Regions from separate parts of the Homo sapiens genome. Here region 2 is linked to region 1. Evidence: chromatin contacts called from ENCODE POLR2A ChIA-PET data. All regions are on one chromosome and are shown on one strand. Each heading gives the region's core, a stretch centred on a gene start or an enhancer-like site at or near the end of the contact. The rest is flanking DNA. Distances are from core to core; before and after follow the strand shown. Region 1 overlaps TCF7L2 (transcription factor 7 like 2). Region 2 overlaps VTI1A (vesicle transport through interaction with t-SNAREs 1A).

The links. ChIA-PET counts read pairs that join two places held with the same protein, here RNA polymerase II (POLR2A).
Region 2: POLR2A ChIA-PET joins it to region 1 with 10 read pairs in T-cell. The contact joins two enhancer-like sites. POLR2A ChIA-PET finds 5 or more read pairs at or near these places in 3 of 52 experiments (H1, MCF 10A and T-cell).

The regions. Positions count from the first base shown.
Region 1 is chr10:113,057,977-113,064,135 of GRCh38, reverse strand. All of the region lies in intron 5 of TCF7L2 (transcription factor 7 like 2), which reads right to left. Among named protein-coding and RNA genes, the nearest start is that of SNORA87, 16 kb to the right of the region's middle. RefSeq lists an enhancer at 5,365-5,993. Within about 2 kb of position 3,514, at least 21 of the 41 ENCODE cell types and tissues checked have a DNase peak (open chromatin) inside an H3K27ac peak, as active enhancers do.
Region 2 is chr10:112,790,460-112,796,618 of GRCh38, reverse strand. The region is part of intron 7 of VTI1A (vesicle transport through interaction with t-SNAREs 1A); the gene reads right to left. Among named protein-coding and RNA genes, the nearest start is that of LINC02935, 97 kb to the left of the region's middle. Within about 2 kb of position 3,583, at least 10 of the 41 ENCODE cell types and tissues checked have a DNase peak (open chromatin) inside an H3K27ac peak, as active enhancers do.

The DNA of each region.
Region 1 (6,159 bases), core at 2,265-4,764:
AAGAAACAGTCCTTCTTCAGGAGATGAGAGGCAAAATGGCAGGGACTCCACCTGACTCCAGCAAGCTCTTAACAATCTCTCCAAATACCAATAAACGCCTCCCCTTCCTCGCAGGAGTTCCCTAGACTTGTCTATTTCAGGAACCTCACTGCCTTTTAGGAACCTCCTTGAATCTGCTTGGATGACGACACATCATCCATCCATCCAACGAAACACACACACACACACACACACACACACACGCCACATCCATGTGCACACACACATACACTCTTCTCCTACTGCCTACTCTTCCTCATGCCTGGCCCTTCAGTTTAACATTTACCAGATCTCTCGGGACCTTCCCCTTTTCCTAAAGAACTCTTTCATTGCTCTTTTCTTGGCTCCTTTTTCTTGTTGCTTTCTCCACCCTCCGGCTCCTTGGGAGAGGCAAGGAATCACCCGGGTGTGGGGGTTTCAACAGAAGCATGCCAGGAGGACAGGGAGGACTGGTGACAGCCTCAGATAACAGAATCAGATTAATGTCCCATCCGGTGTCAAGTTTCCTTTGGCCCTCAGAACTCACACTCCCTCCTGTGTCCACCAGGTTCCCATCTCCCGCTCTCCTCTCCTCTCCATCCCTCACTCTCATCTTCCCTCCAGCCAGAGCAGTGCCACATTCCAGGGCCACCACAATCTCAATCCATTCACCAGCACTGTAAAATGCCATGACTTCATTGTTTAAGAAACTGGGAGGACACAAGGAGCCTGTCTTTTGGCCCAACATAAAAGCAGCCACACAGTTTGGTTGGGTGGCCCCCGAAGCCCATGACCGTCAAAAAGGAAGTTTATCAGTAAATATAAGCATTAGCCTATCATCAGAGAGTATGTCTCCCTAAAGTCAAATTTGCAACCCCAAACACTACTCCAAGGATATAAGACATATGTAGGCATCGGGTGGGGCGGGTGTCATGAGCTTAGAGCTATTTCTTGAAGTAGGGCTTAGGAGGGCCACCCGCAGAGAGATTACAGGCACGGTATAACTTCACAACAAAAACACTGTACTGTTTGCAAGCACTCCAGTAAAAGTAGGAGACAGAGAATTGAAATTCAGAGTTCGCAGGTCCAGAATTCATTCCGTGCATTGCTTCCTCGAATGTAAAATGAGAGACCTGATGCACAGTCCCCAACTAATTATTCATGATACATGTGTATCTATAAACAGACACACTCTCTACCTTTTGTGGCTGTTAATGTTTAGGACAAAACCATCATGCCCAATGTATTATTCAGTCTTTGGTAGTAAAGGCCTCAAAATGAAACCCCCAGTCATTTATTAAGACCCTGGAGTCTCCCTTGGGCTAGAGACCCCAGGGGGACTGTAATAGACCACAGAGCCCTGACCTCCAGGTTCAACTCCTTCTCCAGCTTATATTAAAACACTTAATGGACGCTTAATTGGACCGAATTTTACCTAGATGGCAAAAACTAAATAATCTGGCCTAGAAAGACTAAACTATCTCTTAACCATTATCTGTTTATATTCTCACCTGCCACCCTATCCCCAAAAGGTGGTGTGTGGGGGAAGGGGGAGACAGTAAGAAAAAAAAAAAAGTGCAGTAGCCATAGAAGAACCACACAAGAAAGAAATGTGACCAGAAGCAGCAAGAGAAACTTCTACGTCAGGAAAACATTAACTTCTGTTCCTACTGTGTTAGACCTAAGGGCTAAGGTTTTCACGGAAACCTTATGTGGTCCATTTCCTCGTAGCGAACATGGATGTATTTTGTGAGCACTTGGGAAGCAAGAGACAAGAACTAAGCAGGCACTAGGAACTTCTAGTTGAGGAGGGAAGCAGCCAGCTCTCCAAGATGATGTGGCAACAGCAGGGGTAGGCAAAGAACACAGGGGTTTGAGGAGAGCCTTCTGCAAGTGGCTCCAAACTTTAGCCTTGGAAGAGGTGATAGAGGACTGGTTCAGTGGCTTCCTTCTATCAGTCATCTTCATGAAACTCATTTCTTCCACAGTCACACGATGTCTGCTGAAGAGTATGTCCAAGCGATTCCAGTCATGGTGTACAACTCACACTTTTGCTCTCTACACCCTCAACCCCAACCCCAGCAAAACTTTAATGAAAATCGCCTTGCCTTTTGTTAATAACAAAATAAACAGATGTAGAATGACGGTGTTTGCCTCTTTCCTTTTATTTGTGCCATGCTTCTAAAGCTCTCTCCACTTCTAAGTCACCAAAGAGATTCTTTTAGAAACATCTTCTAGCTCTCAAGGAAGAGACTAAAAATCCTGACACTCTCGAGAGGGCAGGCGTTGCCAACTTTTAACTCCTCACCTGCTAGTGCGTTCGCCAGCGAACAAACTGGGAATTCCCTTTGTCAAGAAAAAGATCAGAACGTGAACTGTACAGTTCCAGGGGAGGATCAATAACCGTCAGAGGGAAAAAGGGAGAAAAAGCAGGCACTTAATTCACTGCCCTTTCATCTCCACGGAAGAGCAAATTTCCTAGGTGACACGGCCCTCCCTTGCCTCCAAAGTCTGGTCCAACTAATAACGTGTGAAATATTTGTGTGATCTGCACCCTTTCTCACTAATACCTGCGACAATTACTACACGTATCCTCACTCACACCTAGACATAAGAGGGAAATTGGAAATTGAAGTTTCAAAAGTCACTGGAGAGATTAATCCACCTGGGCTGAGTTTACGCTGTTCCCTTAAATTAAGGAAATGTATAGGAAAGTGGCCGCGTTATCTACTGAGCACCCCAAGTGAAGGATAGGCAGATCTCCATGCAGACGCTGGACCTCAGAATACACTCTGTCCCAGCGAGGCACAGAGAACTGCTGTCATCCATAAGCTCTTTGCAAAATGACCAAAAAAACACAGGTCTCCACTTCACCAACGGGGGACCATGCCAGCTGGCAACCAGCCTTGGGAAACCCTGTCCCCCAAGGGTCACTGAAAGAAGCCATGAGGTCAAGAGCTTGATTTTTGTCGGGGGGGTGAGGGGTGGTGCAGGTAGGGGCCACAAGGTTGGAGGCTTAAATATTTGAATAACAGATTCAAAGGGAGGAGGGTAAACGCACACATCAAGTTTGATCGTGGATTCCCAAGACCTCTTGTATCTGTGAGATAACCAAGGAGCTTACTATCCACCAGCCCTGAAGTCCTCAGGCCTCCCAGATAAAAAATGCAAGATTTTGCCTAGATGTGATAGGGTTCTGAGGCAGCCAGGACTCCACATGGGTGGCTACTAGGTCATCGTCACACAGCAGCCAGCCACAGCTGCCTCGCACTCAGCCACAACAGGCGATCCAGCCATTCTGGGCGGCGTCTTCTCCTTGGGGACACAGCGCCTCTTTCCAACAACACTGTTCCCTATGTATTTTGGGCATTCCATGATCACACAGCGTACCAATTTACACTTCCGCATCTAGAAACACAGTCTTCTGGGAAAAACCTGCTCTTTTCGGTATGGCTGGGGAGTTGTGCTCTAGCTTGTAATTTGGGTTAAGGAAGTGACTTCCTGACTGACAGGAAGCAGAAGCCGAAGCTGACTTTAGCTGCCTGCAAACCCCTCGCTTGGAGAGAAAGCCTGAAGTTCTCCAAGAGAAGAAAGCTACTTATCAGGGAATCTTCCAAGAACAGAAACCTCTCCCCTGACCCCCCCATTTATTAAAACAAGTTTATCTAACAAACAACTCGAGTGCATTCGGTCCTGAAGAAGTAAGCTCAGTCACTGCTTTTGTAACAACACAGTCCTTTTAAGGCTTCTAAGGACATAATTACCAGTTGAGTTTTGAACTTTGCCCAGATAAAGGCCAATACACCAGGCTTTGCTGTTTGTTTCTCGAATCAAGTAAATTCAAGTGTGAACAGAATTCTGGATCTCCTCTGTGCCTGCAATTCCTTCTCTCAGACATAGTTACTTGCTGCCCCCCTTTATCACTAAATGCATTTTTATGGAGAGCCAAATACATTTTGTTTTTTAAAATTCCAACCACTTGATTTTTGTTCTATCTGAGCATTCTGAAGAACAAACACTAACAGGGTATCCGCTGAACAGCTAAGATGTAAATGTTATCAGAAATCACACTTCCTTTCCTAAAGCCCACTGTCATATCCACCGGGGGCGGATAATCTACATGCCAGCAAGCTTTAAAAACTGACAATATGCAAGGCTAACATTCAAATTTAAAAAGAAACACCCTGCTGTTCCTTCACACACACACACCCCAAAAATGGTATGCAGAAATATGGAAGTGAATGGCAGATAATTAAGGAGAAAACAATCTGCTCTTTTCCTATCTCTTACTGACATGTTTAATAGTTTCTAAATAAAAAATGTGATTTTCTGTCTTTTTTCTCCCCTTCTCCAAGCAATTTCCGAGCCAGCTTTGGGCAGTAAACAGTTAATATTCCACTCTCCCTGCTGCCTTGAAAACCAAAGGAACAATTGAGACATTGTCCAGTGAACAAGACTCCCAGGGACTGACATTTTTGTTTATGTCCCAGTTCTCAGACTGTCAATTTCCACTAGGCACGTTAAAGCCTGACCCGCGCACCAACACAGTCCACCGTGAGCTGAAAGGGCTCCGCTTCATTTATTTTATTAAAGCTTCGGTGTCTGTTTTTGATTCAAACTCCAAACCTCCCCAACCCCCGCCTTTTCCCCAGAAAGTTGCCTCCTAACTCTGAGACTGTGTTGCAATTCCTTCTTGGAACACTTTGCCAAGAAAAGTAACAAAATATTTTTGAATACCAATGTTTGCATGGTTTTGCCAAAAAGGGTGGGGGGTGGGAGGAGGACCTGAACAAGTGGTCCAGCCTTGAAAGCCGCATGTTTTTATGGAGTTTTGAAAATATTCCTCTGAAATGATATGCAAGCCGGTACCTACGGTGACCTAACAGTCCAAACTCTGGCACTCCGAAAACATTTAAAAGTCCTCCAATGCATCCGAAAAAACCCAAACTTCAGGTTCAAAAACAAAAAGTGTACATCAATATTTTCCTCCCAACCGATGCCACTGCCTGACAAATTGTCTGAGTTATGGCCCTAAAGCTTCCCCTCCCCACACCACTTTCCTACTCTTTTTATCCCCCACTCCCACCTTTTGGGGCATGGGGGGCGGTTGCATTAGTGATTTCGCAGGTTTGGGGTCTTGCTCCTGACACTTTATCTCCATGAAAAGCATACACAGCAGTGAGCACCGTTTCCTGTTTGCAGAGCGGGCATTAACTAAATCACACCCTATGCAGCAGCTACGGAATGCAAGAGCATATGGCATTGTGCAAGGATTTACCGAGGAATAAAAGCAGCAACGCTGGCCTGCTGCTTACTATCAAACCCTGTCACTCTGTGCTTGCGGGTCTCTCTATTTCCCACTGGCCCAAGCCCATCTCTCCATATTAACGTACAGCGCACACACACGCACACACACACACACAGCTCACGACCCAAAACCTGGAACTTTTACAAGGAACAAGACACAGGAAAGCCACATGGATCCAACCCCCCTCAGACCCCTTATTGCTCAGATTGGAGACACAACCCCTCCTTCTCACAAACTGACCAGGAAGCAAAAGGAAGGGGCTGGGGCTATGAGCTGCCCGGAGGATCACAGTGTGGAGTCCATGTTGCCCTCGGGGACCTGACACCAAAACCCGGTATAAAACCACATTTTCCAACGAACCATCTATACCTTTCTTTTCCCTCTCACCCACTCCAAAAACAGCATTTGGCCATCTTCCCATTGCAGACTCTTTGTTTAGAATTGAGGATTCCCCACCCCCTCTTCATCTCTACTCTAAAGGGCCTCTTCAGACCCATTCAGAGCCTGCTCAGGCTGCCCAAGCTGGGGCATCAGACACTGAAATAAATGGTGATACTTTCATGGCATATTTGAATGTAACAAGCCATTCTCTCCCGAAAGGAAGCCCTGTTGGGCAGTCACAAGTTGTTACTGAACCAAGGTTGAAAGACAGAATCCCTAGGGGCCAAAGGTAAGATTGTAACATTTATAGCCACCACCTTCTTCCCCCTTTAAAGGCCCTAATGAACCTACATAGGGCACACGCAAGACATTAACTTCTTCCTGCCAGAAGCTTCTATTTGCTCGATGAGGGTCCTTCTAGGCAAGCACCACAGCTCCAACACCTCCCACTG
Region 2 (6,159 bases), core at 2,334-4,833, 270 kb after region 1:
GGCCTGACAGATGGTGGCCTCTGCTTGTCCAGAACCTCTTTTATATGAGAGGAGCCAGTTTTGTGAAGAGGTGGGCTGCATTTTACTTGAATTGCTCTTAGACCACGAGATCAGTGGGTTGGGAATTCATCAGTTCACTTGGATGCCTTAGGTTCTTGAGACCTTCTCACACCCCTTGCAGACACATGACAGCCTTCTTTTTTTTTTTTTTTTTTGACGGAGTCTTGCTCTGGGGCCCAGGCTAGAGTGCAGTGGCTCAATCTCGGCTCACTGCAACCTTGGCCTCTGGAGTTCAAGTGATTCTCCTGCCTCAGCCTCCCGAGTAGCTGGGATTACAGGTGTCTGCCACCATGCCTGGCTAATTTTTTTAAAAACATTTTTTAGTAGAGACAGGGTTTCATCGTGTTGGCCAGGCTGGTCTCGAACTCCTGACCTCAGGTGATCTGCCCACCTTGGCCTCTCAAAGTGCTGGGACTACAGGGGGCAGCCACCGCGCGTGGCCCCGTGACAGCTTTTAGATCCCCCATATTGGCTTCTTGGCAATCCAAGTGGGATTTCAAGGGGGCACCTCTTTTATAATCAGAACACAAGGCTTAACGACTGTCTAGCTTTCATTAGTTCAAAACACTAGTTGAACTAACAGCAAGTCTTTGCACAGAAAGAAAAAGAACTGGAAGGAAACGCAGCCAAGTGTTAATGGTGTTTATACTCGGGTGGTGGGTGTTTTTTCTATCTTTATGTATTTCTACACTTTCTTGAATTACCGTATCTTATTACATATATAATAATTATTTAAAATAATGCTAAACTAAAAATTCAGTATATTGAATAAAAGAAACATAATAGACTAATTTATTCACAGTGTTATAAGAGAGTAAGAGGGGGCTGGGCGCAGTGGCTCATGCCTGTAATTAAGCACTTTGGGAGGCCGAGGTGGGCGGATCACCTGAGGTCAGGAGTTAGAGACTAGCCTGGCCAATATATAGTGAAACCCTGTCTCTACTAAAAATACAAAAATTAGCTGGGTGCGCTGGCACATGTCTGTAGTCTCAGCTACTTGGGAAGCTGAGGCAGAAGAATTGCTTGAACCCAGGAGGCAGAGGCTGCAGTGAGCTGAGACTGTGCCAATGCACTGCAGCCTGGGTGACAGAGCAAGACTGTCTCTCAGAAAAAAAAAAAAAAAAAAAGAGTAATAGGGAATGTGTAGGAGAAAAAAGAACAAGGGTAAAAATTATTTAAAAATTTTTTTTAGTGACTTCTACTATCCTAAGTCCTTCACTCAAATTATTTTATTTAATCCTCATACCAAATCTATGGCAAAGGTGTCAATGTTCCCATTTTCCAGAGGAGGAGACTGAGGCTTAGAGAGTTAAGTTAGCCAAGATCACACAGCTAGTTGGTGGAAAAGCTGGTATTTAAAATCGGATCTGATGTCAAAGACCACATGCAATACAACAGTGAGGAAAATAACAAGTCACAGAATGTCTTGCTTTCTAGCTGTAGTTCCAAACGGCTATGATGCCAGGTGAGTCACTTTGCATTTATGATTAAAGTCAGGGACAACAACATCTGTCCTTTTTTCCTATCTCATGGGTTCTTGTGATGCTGAAATTAGATCACACGTGTAAAAGAAGAGAAAACGCAATGTCCTCCTCAAAGGAATATGGTAATATGATAATATTTCATATAATATCGGTGAGTTGAGGGTTGTCACGAATGCTCTTTGGGTACTGATAATTTTCAAAGAAAAACTTATACAAAAGCAGAATTATTATTAAGACTATATTGAATAAATTTGTTTTTGATGATTCAGAAAGTTTAACAGAATCTGACCCTATCCTAGTCATCATTAGGACCACTAATTTTCTTGCTGATAATATATTATGTAAAAAGCAAGGGTTACAAATAGTACGTATAGTATGATCTGAATTTTGCAAAAACTACATATATAAATGTAAAACAGAAATCGGAAAGATATACATTGAAATGTAAATAATGATTGTGTCTAGGCGTTGGGATCATAATTTTAATTTTTTATTTATTATTTTATTTTATTATTATTTTTTAGAGGCAGAGTCTCACTCTGTTGCCCAGGCTGGAGTGCAACAGCGTGATTATAGCTCATTGCAACCTCAACCTCCTGGGCTCAAGCAGTCCTCCCACCTCAGCCTCCTGAGTAGCTGGGACCACAGGCATGCATGACCACACCTGGCTAATTTATTTTTTGTAGCAATGGGGTCTTACTCTACTGTCCAGGCCGGTCTCGAACTCCTGGCCTCAAGTGATCTTCCCACCTAGCCTCCCACAGTGCTGGGATTACAGGCATGAGCCAATGCGCCTGGCCAGGATCATGATTTTTTAAAAATCTCTGATTTTTTGAATTTTACAATTTTTTTTTGCATTTTGCATTTTGATTTGAATTTTGCAAATTTTGGGGTAATAAATATGTACTGTTTCTATAATCAGAAAATATGATCCAGCCCCCTCTTCCCCACAGTACAAAAACATCACCTTTTTCCTTGAATAAAACTGTAAAATAAATTCTGAGCTTTGTGGTTGTTTGAGTTCTGGTGAAATAAAAGTTTATGTGGAATACATTTAGAACTTAAAAAGTGAGGGGTGAGGGGTGTGGGCACTTCATCTTCTTTATGCAGGTCAGACTCAGTCGGTTGAGGGCTTTTGCCGACACAGCTTGACTGCAAACCATCAGAGGTCAAGAAGCAGGAGGGTACACAGTGCACCTGGAGAGAAAAACCTCATGCCTGCAACTGCAATGATGTCGTAAAACATCAGCACCTAGTCTGATTCTAGAACAATCTGATGGTTTGCCTGATGGCCTTAGAAGCAGAGCCGTGCCTCCTATCGGAGCACACAATCAGGAGCATAGCAGAAAAGCGCCACCCTGTTTGTAAAAACAAGGCCCAGTTCAGAGTTCAAGCAGTGCCACCAAGGAAGCTATTTTTAAGTATCTAATTGCGTTTGTAGCATCTGGCATTTTGCACACTTCATTTTTATGACTTCAGCATGATACATGTTCCACAAGACAAACAAACAAAAGAGAGATTAAGTGTGGTACATTGGAGTCATGTTGAATATTCCCAGTATAGAAACATTATAATATGCCCTAGAGATTATTCCAGGGCCAAGTAAAACATTACCCAATGTATAGAACCTTGGAATGGGGAATACTTAGCAGTGCAGGAGAACGGGAATTTACTTCATTTATTAGGCCAGTATACAGCCTCAGATGCTAACATGCACTGATAGGAAATGCCAACATTTCAACTTGAATCAAGGCCAGAGCCCATAACATCGACACTTTGCCTTTCAGCAAAGGATCACAAACAGCACAAATCTGGGTTTCTTGTACTAATTGGGGAGGTTTTCTAATTTGCTTATGATATCTGCCTCATGTCGAGCTAATCTTCCTCCGGTTACCTCCTAACGCTGTCTGAAATAATCCGCTTACTCCTGGTCTGTCCGCAGCACTTTATATCAAATAACACTGGCTTCCTTAACACAGCCACGGCAAAAGGCAGCCTCAGCCCCAGCCCTGTGCTTCCACTTCACCGAGTGTGCGACAATTACTGCAGATGCCTGTAACAGAGCCAGGCGAGGCAAGGAACAAGAGTGCATCACAGGCTTTTGAGTCAGTGAGACTGATGATGAAATATGTGCTAAACAGCACCAATTAACAACTGAAAGCATAATCTGATCAGCATTTTGAAAAGACTGAGACGTAACTTTGCTTTCTCAGACAGGCAGGCAAAATATTTCAGGGTGTTGAGCAGCCTACGTAATTATCACCATCAACATCCAAACTCAGTTCAAAAAAACTTTTTTTCTAAATACAGTCCCCACCTTTCCCCTCTTTTAAAAGGCTCATGTAAACATTCACTGACACAGCCAGGAGGCTTCATTGATACGGGCTGGCAATACCACTTCAGTAGTATCATTGCCGTATCTTGACTCGGTTTTTATGAGTCAGATTTTTGAAGAGTTCTGGGGAAGGAAATGTTTTAATTTTCATAAAGGAGAATCACTCAAAATTCCAATGCTCATAAAACGTGCCCTAGGTGTGTGTGTAGGGGTGATTATGTCAACAAACAATAGCAGCATTGGGCTGGAGAGCTCATTTGGGGAAGAGTGTGGTACTAAGGTGAGAGCCAGGCTCGGGTCCCAGGTGGGCTGCTGGGCTGTGTGACCTCAGGCAGAGCACTTTCTGCTTCTGGGCCCCCATTTCCTGATCTGCAAAGCATGAGACGTTGGGACACGTAAGGACTGGGGGACTTCTAAGACTCCTTCTAACACTAAGAGTCTACAGGTTTTGTTTGTTTGTTTTGAGATGGATTCTCTTGCACTGTCGCCCAGGCTGGAGTATAGTGGTACAATCTCGGCTCACTGCAACCTCTGCCTCCCGGGTTCACATGATTCTCCTGCCTCAGCCTCCTGAGTAGCTGGGATTATAGGTGCACACCACCACATCCAGCTAATTTTTTCTACGTTTAGTAGAGACGGGATTTCACTATGTTGGCCAGACTGGTCTCAAACTCCTGACATTGTGATACGCCTGCCTCAGCCTTCCAAAGTGCTGGGATTACAGGCGTGAGCCATCGTGCCTGGCCGAGTCCACAGTTTTTAATTGAAAGGTTCTTATTCCTTTCCTATAAATGTGTCTATTCTAACTACGCAATCCCAGCATCTCTTTTCCCCTGCTATGCAACACAACATATTTGAAAGTGTTTCCCTCACATTTTAGGAGGCTACTGAAGCAAAAAAAAAAAAGTTATATTGTTTAATCTTACTTTACAGGAGTTTGCTTTTTTATTAGAGAACAGACTCAGAACAGTGATCAGTGTAAGTTATACGTACCCAAAGTGAGGGGGTGCTGTGGGGGGAAGAAAAAAGGAGGCTGCCTTCAAGCACCTTGTGGAAATGTATAAAACAAGCAACGAGATAGTCCTTTGCCAAACACTGTCATAAATTTTTTATTTGGCAGCTAACATTCTCACTGGTTTTCTTGGCAGCAATTGGGACCTTTAGCAAGAAAGGTGCAGAAGAAAAATACCTTGTTTAGAGATGTTTTCAACACTTTCTGGGATTTTTCAGAACTTCTGCCTGCAGCACATATTTACAACTATAGTCTCCAATCACCTGATGAGTGGGTGGTGGGGTTTAAACTTTCTTCTTTTTTAAAAAAAGAATATATAGAGAGAAAGTGAACAAGCAGTGCTACCCCCCTCTGGCCTTTTGCTGAGCGTGTCTTTCTTATTTTTTGTGGTAGGCATTTCTGATATCCAAGTGGTTAGTCTTCTCTGTCTAGACAAAAAACTGAAAATAATATCAGAATGTACCTTTTGTTGCGCCTGATACTATCTATATTGTATTCCCAGATGACAGAGATAAATGAAAGTGAAACAACCTGATGACTAGGGCATTTTTCTTCAACAGTTCCGCCAAAAACAGGTCCCACCTGTTGCCTTTGGGTCAGCTAATGGGCCAAGAGCTGCCTGGATTCAAAGCTCATGTGAGCACATGCAGACGGGATCCTGGCAGTTACACCCTGATGGTGGAAGGAATGAAACAAGAGCATGCAGAGCTGGTCATTGCCATATTGGAGAACCTCAAGCACCAAATGCCCTTTGAGGAGGGGTCTTTGGGATTCTGGGAAGTAGAGGCCCAAATCCGCAAAGATGAGGTCTTTCATTGCAAGGGTATCCTAAACACTTTCTACAAACACATTCTACAGACCAGCAAAAATCCTCCTACCAGGGGACTTCCAGCTATGAGCGAAGAGGTCGGCAAATTCACAAAACAAGTATAAAACTGGAGAATGCACCAAAAAAAAAAAAAACGTCTTTTAGTGATCTGGATGACGACCAAAGGCAAAAAACAAGTTGAGAAGTGCTTATTCATAGAAAACTGGCAGAATTTTGGGTAAGAACAACCCCACCTCACCCCTTAGCTTAGTTGGCTAGAATGATGGTTTTACCAGGGTGGGGCTGCCAGAAGAGGCTGACTTGATTTGGAGCAGAGGGCAAAACCCAGGCCTAGCAGCATTGTCAATAAAAGTAGCAAACTCGGTAGGTAATGAATGGTGAAAACCCACACCTCTGCTAGCCTAAAGTTACAGTCCTAGTTGGGGCGGGTAACAGGCCA